2 separate regions of the Mus musculus genome follow, and region 2 is linked to region 1. A link is a contact called in ENCODE Hi-C or POLR2A ChIA-PET data. All regions are on one chromosome and are shown on one strand. Each heading gives the region's core, a stretch centred on a gene start or an enhancer-like site at or near the end of the contact. The rest is flanking DNA. Distances are from core to core; before and after follow the strand shown. Region 1 holds the start of Wincr1 (WNT induced non-coding RNA 1). Region 2 has its middle 160 kb from the start of Dmrta1.

The links. Hi-C counts contacts between places; a loop is a spot of excess contacts on that map. ChIA-PET counts read pairs that join two places held with the same protein, here RNA polymerase II (POLR2A).
Region 2: a map of Patski shows a loop between it and region 1 (4-fold over the local background). The contact joins the enhancer-like site here to the promoter of Wincr1 in region 1. A Hi-C loop is called at or near these places in 1 of 37 maps with a recorded cell type or tissue (Patski). POLR2A ChIA-PET finds 5 or more read pairs at or near these places in 1 of 5 experiments (Patski).

The regions. Positions count from the first base shown.
Region 1 is chr4:89,045,764-89,052,473 of GRCm38, forward strand. Wincr1 (WNT induced non-coding RNA 1) reads left to right here and starts at 4,544. Exons shown (of 3, transcript NR_033533.1): 1 at 4,544-4,767.
Region 2 is chr4:89,521,063-89,527,601 of GRCm38, forward strand. No RefSeq gene overlaps it. Among named protein-coding and RNA genes, the nearest start is that of Dmrta1, 160 kb to the right of the region's middle. Within about 2 kb of position 3,689, at least 1 of the 3 ENCODE cell types and tissues checked has a DNase peak (open chromatin) inside an H3K27ac peak, as active enhancers do.

The sequences.
Region 1 (6,710 bases), core at 3,294-5,793:
TTATACAATGGAATATTTACTCAACTGTTAAAAAAAAAAAGACACCATAAAAACTTCAGGTAAATGGATAGAACTAGAAAAAAATCATCCTGGCTGAAGTAACCCAGACCCTAAATGACAAATACAGGATATATTCACTTATAAGTGAATATTAGCTTTTAAGTAAGTGATAATCATGCTATGACCCATAGACTTAGAGTGGTTAGGTAAAGAGGGGCACACTAGAGTGGTGAAGACCTCTCTTCGGTGTGGCAAGATACGTTGCAGGCTACTGAAAATGAAATGTGGACACAGATTCAGCCACAAAATCTTTGGCCTACAATCTGTTCTGCCTGAAAAATATGCTAGAGCAATCATGGCCCCAAACTTGTGAGAGTAGCCAACCAATGTCTGATTTGACTGAAGACCCACTTCATGAAAAGGAACCCAAATCCAAGACTGCTTGGGTAACTAAGAACCAGAGACTAGATAGCCCAAAAGTCTAGGGTAAAACCAAACACTACTGGTTAAATAAATAAATAAATAAATAAATAGATAAGGTTATTCCTAATGCTATTCTGCTGTACTCATAGGCCAGTGCCTTATCCAGTCATCATCAGAGAGGCTTCCCTCCTCTAGCAGCCAATGGGAGTATGGATGTAGAGACCCACAGCAGGACATTATGTGGAGAAAGAGTCTAAATTGGAGGTCTCCATCAAATCCCTCCCCTCAGAGCTCTGGGAATTCTGTGTAGAGGGCGTAGAAGACTGTAAGAGTCAGAGGGGATGGAGGAGACCAGGAAATCATGGCCTGCTGAATCTGGTAAGCATGACACATAGGAGATCACTGACACCGAAGCAGCAAATATGGGGCCTGCATGGATCTAAACCAGAAAAAAAAATATTGTGTTTGTAAACAGTTGCTTTTTATTAGCAACACACTTCTTACCATGTACCACGCAGTTTAACGTACATGCAAAAATATCTGTACTCGTCAAGTTACCACTTTGATTCCTTGTTGAGCATTGTTATCTTGGTGAGTACTCACTGTTACGTGTTGTGTTTACATTGAATGCTTTTAAAAAAAATAAAAGCCTCAAACAAGACCAGGTAATAATTATGAAGTGGAATAATAATTATGAAATTTGGGGGATAAAGGAAAATCTTCTTCTAGAGAATAAGAAAATGTTCCTTATTGTCACTCAAAGGTGGAACCCGAATAAGATCCTTCTTCTGCCACACAGTGCCAGTGACCTCTCCCATTCCCAAGAAATTCAATCTAAAAATAAGACAGAGAAAACCCATATGATTGAAGGAGCCAGAGAAGACAGCCTGCCTATCATTTATCTATCTGTTAATAGCTGTCTATCAACTCTCCATATGGGGGTGGGTAAGAGAAAGGGAAGAAAGAGAAGGGAAAAGAAGAGAGAAGGAGAAAATTTAAGGGCAGTTGCTATTTTTAAAAAGATAGAATAAAAGACAAAATATTTCAATAATTTTGCTACTAACAATAAGTTTCTTGTTCTTATTTTCAAAGTTTAAAGCGCTAGTCAGAAACGAGTTATTGTCATGGCCAAATTATTTCACTGAATAAACTGAAGGGATTTTTTTGTTAAAGATGTTCTGGCTTTAAATAACGTTTAGAATTCCATTTTTCATGAGCGTAGTAAATATTTATTGTAAACGCATTTATTTTCTCTCTGCTGTGGTCAACTTTCCTGCAGAAAATCAAGGAAAAGAAAAAAAAAAACAGAGCTCTATTTTCAACACGTCAATCTGCTCATACTCTTAGGACATTCTGTCTCTAATTGAGTTTACCTTGAAAATGCACAACAACAAAGAACTGAGTGTCTTCTATATAGCATTCAATAATAATTTTCATTAAATCCATTGTGGGACTTCTAGGTAATTGCATCCATTTCAGGAAGGAGAGCACCCAACCTCAAAAAGTTTAAGGATCTTGTCCAAACTTAGAATCAATAATAAGAAATCACACCTGGTTCCCTTTCTCACCAAAATGCATATCCATGCAAACACACACCTTCTGGCTCCTTGTGTGCCCGTGTGTCCATCTGTAAAGGGGAGCCATCTATGTCAGATTGCTCTCCAAATTTATACATTGAATTTACGTAGATAGAGACACGATGCCCACTGGAATACAAGGAAATGGATGCATTCACTGTGACTGACATGATAACACATCGTTCTTCTAATTTAACCCCATGTGTAAGAGCAGAGGTCCAAGAGTAACGTTACAGGAAGATATTCTGCCTCTGAGTAATGAATATACACAATATTTGAATTACACAAAATGTAGTGTGAACACTGGTTATTCATTCTATCCACACACTGAAAACAGAGGTTCTGTAAAGTAAAAGTAAAATAGCACGATGCAATAAAAAAGTTTACCAATTATTGATACCTTTGGGTGAAACACCAACCAGCTTTCAGTTTGTCATGTTTCTTTTTACTAAGTAATGGAGTCTGATCATTAAGAAGTGGTTCTTTTCATTTTCTGTGCTACTTTGAGTATAATGCTCTGTACTTGGATAGGAGCATTAATGTATAGTCAGAATATTCACACAGGACCACTGGGTGTAAAGCCAGGACAAGAGCACAAGGAAAAAACAGTTATAACATTCAACTCCGTAATGGGTAATCAGGGAAAGCGACATCTCAAGAAAATTCCACACTCAAAGCTGCTTCTAAACACAGTGCTAGATGTAAAATTAACCAGACTTGTGAAGAAAACTGTAAGAAGCTGAGAAGGAAAGTGACCCTGTAGGAGAACTAGCAGTCTCAATTAACCTGACATTGGACCACCAACCAGGCAGCATACACCAGCTGACATGAGGCCCCCAACACACATACAGTAGAGGACTCCAGGTCCGTGTTCAGACAGAGAAGAGACTGGAGGCTCCAGGAAGTTTAGAGGTCAGGTGGGGTAGAGGGTGGAGGGTGGGGACATCCTCATGGAGACAGGGGGTGGGGAAGAGGTATGAGATGTGGAACAGTCGGAGGGTGGACCAGGAGGGGAATAAAATCTGGAGTGTAAAAAGGAAGATTAAATAAAAAGAAGAAATATATAATATATATATTATATATATGTACATATATATATATTATGTGTATATATTATATATAGATGTATAAATATATTAAGAAAATCCTTACATGGACATTTTTACTCACTATCATAATAATATTTGTTTTATTCATATTTCTGTGAATTTATATTCACAGAAAAACCACAATAATAATTATAATGTCTTATCCACATATATGGTGTGGACAAAACAGAGTGTGGGCTTTATAACTAATGAAAGCAAGAAAACAAATGGGTTGGGGAAAAGGAAGGGAGGATTGTTAGGGGATTTTTATTTTCTACCTAAATTGCAAAGTGACTATTGTTCTTGTAAGTTACTTGTGTAGTAAAACTCTCATAATGAATTGCTGTTAATATCTTATTGTTTTGCAAAAGATGACATTTCTGTTTCCATTATTTGTGAATCTGTATCCATCAATAGTTTGTACAGTGAAGAGCTGTGACAGAAACTCATAATGCCAGTCTCCCAACTGTGACTGGAAAGTATTCCTATACAATGTCCTCAGAAAATCACTTGGGGTAACTTTTCAAGCTTTTAAATTTGAAATAGATCAAGATATTATACCACGTAGTGGGTAACATTTAACTAAAATTTTGCTTGACACCTAACATGAAACATCAGAAATTGAAAATGAAATATTGTTTTTTTTCCCCTGGCTATAAGTAGGCTAAGTGTTATGACTTGTCATTGGTGATACTTAAACAGTGTTTAGGTAAATTATTTACATCTTTAAAAACCTCTAAATGATTCAGCTAGCTCTCAATCATCCTCAAAGCCAGCATTCCACTGCAAAGCTTAATTTGTTCAGTTCTCCTGCCCCACAGCCTGCCAAGCCGTGGGGTGAAGACAAGACTTGCCTAAACCGGCAGACAGAAAGAGGATCCTACGAGCTGCACAAGGAGCTAAGAGCTCTTGTTCTAGTAGGCTATGGAGGAGGGGGCCAATTAGGTGTCCAGGTCTCTGAGCTTTCTTACCTATCTGGGACTAGGATTTTAAAATCTACAAGTAATTAGAGCACAGCTACAATCTAACCAGTGCTGTGCCAACTGTCTGTATACAGAGACGTCAATACTCCTTGATAAGTCTGGGAAACACAGGTCTACTGATTTGTGTGGAAACTTAGCAAAGAACTTAATAACTCTCTCTTCATTTTCCAATTCTTAATTTCATCTCCAATTAATTTCTTTTCCCAACAAAAGTCTCAAATTAGTCATAAATTGTGCAGGCAAATCTAATTCCCTGAACATTGGAAGAGTGAGCATACGTGAGTAACAGCTATGACTTACTCTTTCTTTCATGCCTGCTTGCTTAGTCACTCGTGATTAAACCTTAATCAACTTGGAACAACGTTACTGTAAATACCATAGATAAATACACTAAATTAAGCACATCATCACATCAAACAGCATCAATAGCTGCATGATTTTATCACAAAGGCAAAGTACAACTCACCTCTTCCTTTCTCCTAGGCAAATGGCCTGAATATCATGAAGTATCCACCCATATCTCAAATCTATCATCCTAGTCATCCATTCTTTCTGGCAAGTTTTAGTCTTTGACAAAACAATCCTATTTATTTCCCTTGAAAATGGCTGGGAACAAGTCTTGGAATATTAGAATATCTCATCTTTGTGATCCCACTGAAAATGCTGAATTCAGTTTTAGTGCTTTTATTCATTTAGGTAAGTAATATATAGAAAACAATGGGGTTCATAACTTTTACAGTATTACTTTGTGTGTGTGTGTGTGTGTGTGTGTGTGTGTGTGTGTGTGTGAGAGAGAGAGAGAGAGAGAGAGAGAGAGAGAGAGAGAGAGAGAGAGAGAGAGATTGAGAACATACAGTGGTCAGAGGACGACTTGTGGGAATTGGTTATTTCCTTCCACCTTGGGTTCTTAGGCTCAAACTCAGGGCATCAGGTTGTATAGTAAATGCTTTATTAATTGAGCCATCTCATTAGCCTTTTTTTTTCTTTAAATTGATTGTATTTGAAATGTTCTTCAGTTTTCAAAAAGCAATTTGTATGTATTTTCCTAATTACTCAGAAGAGTTTCTTCAGTATCTGACTTTGCAAGCAATATAATAATATCTCTAATGTGCTCTTGCACATTAGACCAGCACATAAGTGGGGTTTTCTAAATGGCAGTGATTTCCATGTGAGTTTTCATCTGATGATTATGGTTTATGTGGCTTCCCTGAAACTGGCCAGCAGTGATACATGAGTGGCAGGCAGCAGTGTTGTGATTACAGAGAATAAGAAGACATTACGAAGGAGTGTATCAATTACGGAATTCATTTCCAGATTGTCGTTGCTGTAGATGAGTTCTAAGTATAAATATCTACATGCTGTTCTAGATTTAATCATTTTTGTCCTAATTGTTCTAAAATAAACATAAAATGCTGATGGGTAGAAACAGGACGTTCAACCACTTTGGAATATAATTAAGACTTGATAGAATAGGATAAAATGTATATGCTTTAATGTGTTAAAGTAGAAGCCAAAAACTATCTCTGCTCTGCAGTTGGGCTGAGATGCTTTAATTGTGTTAAATAAAACATTTTATTTAACCCTCCATCCCCTCTGGCTCTTATACTTTCTCTGCCTCCTCTTTCATGGGTTTCCTGAGCTCTGAGGAGAGAAATTTGATAGAGGTAATTCAAATAAATAAAGCAGTTTCACACATTTGTAATTTTTTATAGTTCAATTGTTTTTAAATACTTGGGGGAATTTTGTCTTTCTGCTTTCTAAATTTTCCTGCCAAAAACTATAAAAAAAATTAGAAGAGATAATTAAACTTCATGTTTTTTGATCATAAACTTTTGATGTTATTAAAAATGTTTCTCAATAAATCATAAAAAATTTACATTTACTCAGGATAAAGCTGTCCTACACATTACAAGAGTGAAGCTTTAGGTCTTAAAATTATCTCTCTTTAAGGACAACTTTGGCCTGAACTTAACTACCAAGCTAAACTTCAAACCTTAATACCAATATGGTTATATGTGACTTTAAAAACTGCAGTTATTTTACATATACATGGACTATTTAAACTCAGGCTTTCATTCAAATTATTTCTAGTTTGTTTGCCTTAAACTTTTCTAGCTTTTATAAGAAATAACTACTTCCTTTATCTGGTAAATACAGAAGTTCCCCTTTTTGGCATGGGAAGCTGGAGAAGATTCTTGTCACTCGTGTCGCCTTTGCTAAATTCATCTGACTCACTGTACATGTTAGTGGAGCAAGCAGAAAGACAACCAGATGTCCAGGCTCACCGCTGGACTACCTGACGGTCTGTCGCAGGGATCCAGGCAGCTCTGCAGAGCACACTGTGCTCAGCAGACAGCTACTGGGTTCATTCCTGGGCAACTGATACCAGGTCAAAGTCTCCCTGCAGAATCCTCCATCTGGAAAATTGAATCCAGTCCTCCAAGAAAATGGTCTTCAAGCTTTTTGTTTGTGCACACCCCAAGGGAATTAGACATTTTCTGTAACCACGTGACGAGCCTAATATTTAAATCAAGACATAAATATTATAAATTATGTTCTTTCTAAGTTATTTCATTGATTTTTCAAATTGTTTTACATTTTCTGGTAACGCTGGATTTTTAATGTTCAGCATGATGGCT
Region 2 (6,539 bases), core at 2,439-4,938, 470 kb after region 1:
GCACAGAAAACAAGCAGCGTTCAGCTGGTTGCTCTATACCAAAACGTAGAAAAGAAGGGAATAGAGGGAGACCTAAGTTGACTGACAGAGCATCCAGTTAAACTGAGAGAGAGAGAGAGAGAGAGAGAGAGAGAGAGAGAGAGAGAGAGAATGAGGGCAGAGATATCCCACATTGAACAGCAACTTCAAAAACAAAGCATGTTAGAAATCAGCTTAAATATATAATTATGAAGAAAGTTACAAACTTTTACTGAATCTTGAGAAAAAAGTTAAGAAGATAAAGAGGAATATCATTCTCAGGAATGAGAAGAGAATGGTAAAATGTGTTCACTTTTGGATCCATATGCATGTGTAATGTGTAAATGTATATTTAAAATATTGCTAACCAAGGTATTGATGGAACATGTGTGTGTGTGTGTGTGTGTGTGTGTGTGTGTGTGTGTGTGTGTGTGAAAAATCTGTCCAAATGATTCAGAAGCTTATGAAGAAAAACTGAAAGAACTTCCCCATCTTTCCTGGGCAGTGGTGCGCCAAGCTGAATAAAGAAGCCTATCTCAGGTAGTAGAAACCAGGTGGCCAAGGGCAGAGAACTGGCTCTGGCTCTTACGGCCTCTGAACTTGTGGTACTGAGAAGTTCCCAGACAAAATTAACGCCATTTCCCACTGTGTTGGATGAGTGTGTCTTAGTCATTTAACAGATATTGACCATCAGATGCATCCTAGCAAGTCACGTCAACCAGCAATTGGAGAAGAACCTCACCTTTGGGGAAGTTAGAGCCCAGCTGGGGAAGAAGGCACTCACAATGCACTCTGGGAAACAACCTCTTATTATAGGAGGAGATTGTAGACACCAATCAGGACCCTGATGAAGTAAACCCATGTTTTCTGAACTGTTTGTCAAGAGGACTAATTGATTTAGCTCTAATCCATGGTGCACATCTATTTTGTGAGACTGATGAAATCTTTCACTTTTATGATGAGGTACTAAGTATGATTTATACTCATGCCCAAATTCTTTTCTATCTCATGGCTGATGGTTAATGCATCTCTGATTAGCAGGTGACCCTGGTTCATACTCTGAGGGGCATCCAAGTCACAGTCCCTCGAGAATAAAACAGCATTTCAGACAATCTCTGAGAGCCAGTTTTCTGCTCTTCCATTGGCGTTTCACACAGTCTCCCTGGGATTCGTACGTGGCCAGTCCAGTTTCTAGATGTTAAATATCCACGCTTGGCTTCCCTGGTACTGGCATGACTAGTTCCAGCAGTAGGTCAGTCTAGCCCAGGAAATGCCTTTAAATTCTTGAGTCTCTGCCTTCTAGCATTGTGCTTTAGAAAGACCAGGAAATGAAACGTACTGGAATAGAACAAGTATAATCTTCTGAAATAGAAAGATGGAATGAAAGGAAGGAAGGGAGAGATAGACACACAGAGATATCAACAAGCCTGTTTATTTGGACACAGACTGGTAATTTTTAACTTCAGAATTATTTTCAAGGGTTTAATTTCCAGTTTTGAATTTGAATCACGGTTGAGGGAAGAACTCAATCTGTAAAGTTCCCACTTTGCCAGCACCAGGTCTTGCATGAACTCCCAGAACTCACTTAAAAATAAACTTGGGGATGGGGGTTGGAGACAGTCTAGATAGATTCCTAGGACTCAGCCTCGCTTCCTTGACAAGGCCAGTGAGAGACTTTGTTTATGTTTTTAAAAAGGTGGAAAATGTGGGTGGTACCTGAGAAATGTACCTCAGGTGCATGACCTGAGGGTGTCCTCTGGCCTCCACACAGAAGCATACAAATACTTTAGTCACCTGTGTACAAGCGTGCGCGCACACACACACACACACACACACGCACACAAGTTCTCCTTTAGTTTTTTTTTTTTTTTCAATTCACAGATCTTCCAGGCTCTCTGGCATGTTCAGAGCCATGTTCTAATTATAACAGAAAAAAATATGTATATATACATACATATATATTTTTAAAGAAAAATCTATACCTCCATGGTCATCAGTTTTATAATTATATGTACCTTATGAGCTTGTTGAAAACATTAAATTAACTAATGCTTATAGAACTCCTGGAAGGGATTAAGGGTATTTTAAAAGCTCAATGTTAAGTATTGTCTTATAAATAAGAGTTGACCTATAATTATCTGCTTATGTATGATTTATCTCTCTATATAAGGATTTATTCCTATATAAGCCTTCAGAAATATGGCTCCTTGATTATTTTCTTTATCACTTGCCTGGAAGGACACTATTTAACATTTATATTTTGAATCTGACCGTATGGCCCACTGTTTCTGTATGCCTCGCATGGAGAGACGTTAGTTAGAAAGAACCTCTCAATTGATCAGAGAGAAAATGACACGCCCCTAAAAGGCAGCCTGGGGCAGTGAAGTGAGTACGAAGAAGGTTGGTCTGAGTAGCTTGCAAACCAAAACCCTTTGTGGTCCCAAATAAGGATTGCTGTACTCCTGTGTTCCTCTCCCCAAGCAGCAGGTCTGGTCCATGGGAGGTTATTCCTGGTGTGTAGCTAGCCTCTGGCTGTCAGACACAAATATGTCTGAAATTAAGATCAAGGTCTGTGAGCCTTTGAGGGGAAAAATTGAACTCAACTCTGAAAATCCCCCTGGCCATCTGCAAAGGCCACCCTGCAATGAGTGCTGTTTTAACCAGGGTTTATCTTTACAGGTGTTAGGTAGAAGCCTAGACAGCCAGTCAGCCGCTGTGAGTCATCTGGCTGTGGTGAGATTAGAAATTCCTGGAACATGATAAAGAATCCGGAGTGGAGGCAGGAAAGATGAAGGGAAATGCCTTCTGCAGCTCCCGGTTCCCACCGGTTCCCACCATGTGACCTTATGGTCCATAACTTTTGGGTCGATTTGGGCAGTTACCTGCTTGCTTTCTCACCCCCACCCCTTTCCTCCTCCTATTCATTTTTAAATATTTAGTTATTTTATGTATACGTGCCTGAGTGTATGCATATGTTCAAGAGCCCATGGAGGACAGATGAGGTCCTTTGTTCTCCTGGAAGTAGAGTTACAGGTAGTGGTGATCTGCCATGTGGGTGCTGGAAACAGGACCCGGATCCTCTGCAGAGCAGTAAGCACGCAACAACTGAGCCATCTCTAGCACCTCTTCCTTTTCTTTCCCCTTTTATTGACTTTTCAAAGTCAAGAAATCCTATTTCCACTGAATATGTAAATATTCATATTTTAACCAGGAAAGCGCACTATGTGTGTAAAGGTGGTAGATTTAGATACCGTTGAGAAGAAATAGAGGAGGGAAAGATGGGGGGCGAGGGAGGGGAGAACTGGAAAAGACAAGCAGAGGAGCGTCCGGATGGATGAGAATCGGGATGGAGTTGGCGACTCTGACTGCGGACTCAGTAATATTACTGTCTTCTCGTGAAAAAACGAATGAACAGGCTTAGCCGAACAATGGCTTCTTATTTGCAAACGCCGTAAAGAAAACAAAAGCATAATAAAAAATAAATTAAAAACAAAAAACAAAAGCAGTTAGAACCCAATGCATATTCTCTGCGCATTTGAAGTTGCTGCGAGGCAGGGCGGCTTCAAATTGGCCTCTCTTGTTCCCGTTCAGCGTAGGAGGGTCTCCACCCCACCATCCGGCCTTTCCGTACTAAAAGCTGAGATCCGAAGTTTCGGATGCTGTTGCCGGGAACTTCTTTTCACTCAGAGAGCCGTGCTGAGTGCACGGGGTTTTGATCTGTCCCTCGGGGGGAACTCCTGAGTCCCGTGTCCCTGCGAGTTCGCCTCTGAAAGTGCCGAAGTGAGGATTAGTTTGGTGTTGAGGACACCTAGTGGCGGTTTGTTGGTTGTGTTCTTCAAACGGAAAGAAAATCGGCGAAGTTAGCAACCCCGGAGGCAACTTGTCTCTTTTTCCACAACACCTTCACAAAGCAACTAAAGTTTCCCAGAAGCTTCAAGATAAAACGGCGTGGTGGTAGAGTCAGCTAAATTCTCACTTCTGCCTTTTACTGCCGTTAGACCGAATTCTCTCGGCTTAATTCCTTGTAAGGAACACACTGTGCCACACAAGGAAAGCTCTAAGGGCTGCAGAGTGGCCACAACTGGGTCAACTAAACTGATAAGCTGAGAGTCATTTTGAGAGAGACTCAGACATAAGAACTCTATGGTAATAGAAAGAGTCTTTTTTCCCCCCTGCTTTATAATGATTGACTACGCTGTACATTGCTCTTATTGTTTTCTGGGACTACAAGGTGTTAGTAATAAATGTCTCTAAAATAAATGTATAAACAATAGTTGTCCATTGCTGAAAATTCAGCTAATGGAGAATACAAGTTATCATTTTTGAGAGGTTTTCATATTTTCCACCTTCCAGTAAAAATCGATTTTCAAAAATAGGCTGAGCCCAAGATTTAACCATAGGCTGTAGTTTTCTTTTCTTTTTCTTTTTTTTTTTTAACATTTTTTAAAAGATTTATTTATTTATTTATTATATGTAAGTACACTGTAGCTGTCCTCAGACACTCCAGTCAGATCTCGTTAAAGATGGTTGTGAGCCACCATGTGGTTGCTGGGATTTGAACTTCTGACCTTTGGAAGAGCAGTCAGGTGCTCTTACCCACTGAGCCATCTCACCAGCCCAGGTTATAGTTTTCTAACCCCTGGTTTGAGTTGGTAACTCTTTATGCCGGCTCTTTCAAATAAGAGAAAATTTAGTGTGATGCAATTCGTGTAAAAATAAATAAAATTTAAGGTTAATTCATTTCGTTTAAAATTCACTTTATGTAATCTAGAATGTAATTTTCTTAAACAATACTTTTATTTATTTTTTTAAATCAATTTATTCTTTCATATCCCAACCACAGTATTTTCCCTCTCTTCTCTCTTCCCAGTCTCTCCTCCCTCCCCAACCACTACTACTCAGTTTCCCTTCAGAAAATGGACGGGCTCTCTGGGATAGCAATTAACCGTGGCATATCAAGTTTCAGTAAGGCTAGGTACCTACCTCTCCTCCTATTAAGGGTGGACAAGGTGAACCAGTCGAAGGACAAGGGTCTCAAAGGCAGGCAAGAGCTTCAGAAACAGCCCCAACTTCCTCTGTTAGGAGTTCTACAAGAACACTAAGTTACATAACTATCATATATGCAGAGGTTAGACCCACGCAGGCTCCCTGACTGCCGCTTCAGTCTCAGTGAGCCCTTAGGAGTTCATTTGTTGATTCTGTGGGTTTTCTGGTGGTGTCCTTGACCTTTCTGGCTCCTACAATCTTTCCTCTTCTTCTTTTTCCTTTGGATTCACTGAGTCCCTTGTAATGCTTTGCTGTGGATCTCTGCATCTTTAAACCATATTTTTTTCCCTTGACAAGCTTATGTATGTACAGAATGTATCTTTTAAATAAGTTAGTTCTTTGACAATTACATAATCTATACAGTGCATTATGGTTACTCCAGCTCCCTTTTACAACCCCTCTCCCCCATCATCTCTTTTATTCCTCTCTATTTTCCCTGTTTCACAGATTTCTGACATTTGGTTTTGTTCTGTGACCCATTTGGCTCGTCAGGGCCATCTGTGTGACCATTAGATGGGACTATCATTGAAGCCATGTTGGGTCTTTGGTGATAGCACAGATGGGGCTCACCCATGAGGTAAGTTATCTTTAAAGCGTCTTTGCATGTGTATTCCTTGTGTATAGATGGGTGTATATTTGTCACCGTATATTGGCTTTGGCTTGGCTTGGGCTGCCCCGTCATACCACGTCCATGCCTATTCCCAATCAATCAGTCCTTCAGGCTTGGGTTCCAGAGCTATTGCTATCCAGTCCAGTTGGTGCTTTTGAACCTGAGTGCAAGACGTCCAGGGAATCTTTGACCTCTGCATTCCCTTTGAGCTTGAACCTTTTAGGGTAATGTCTTATTTGTCTTCACACTCGAGGACAGTGAAATGCTCCCTCCTCAGCCAAGTCCCCAGAGCAGTGACCTTTGCCACATCTGTCAATAGAGGTGACTCTAATTAGCTGGGGAGCCGACAGGAACACTGGAGACAACCTGGACAACGTCCAGCAGACACTAAACTGTGCAAAGCCCATGTTCAGTGGCTTCCCCCTGGAGTATAACCGTCCCTGTGCTTGCCTTCTGGACAGAAGTGTTCACTACCTCAAACAGAACTCTGTGAGTAGCACCCTGATCCATCCCCACTGAGTTGCATAGCTAAGATTCTCTTTTGCATTTCATATCCAGCCTGGATCCCTGTTCTTTATGATCGGAGTAACTCACAAAAGAATTAATTCTGAACAGGCAGTTTGTAATATGGTACTTTGTTTTGTGGTAAAATCCATGGCAGCCGTAGGTTCGAGAATGTGTGCCAGGAAAGCTGGTTTCTGTTTGCTTTGCACTTGGCATACATTTGGTTGAGGTTCTTGCTGCATTTAACACAAGCCCCAAACACTTTAACATGGCCTCGAGGACTTGGCTAAGCACCTCTCTACCTGTGTCTCCAGATTCTTCTCAAGCCACACTTGGCCTTGCTCGCTAGATTCACGTCCAT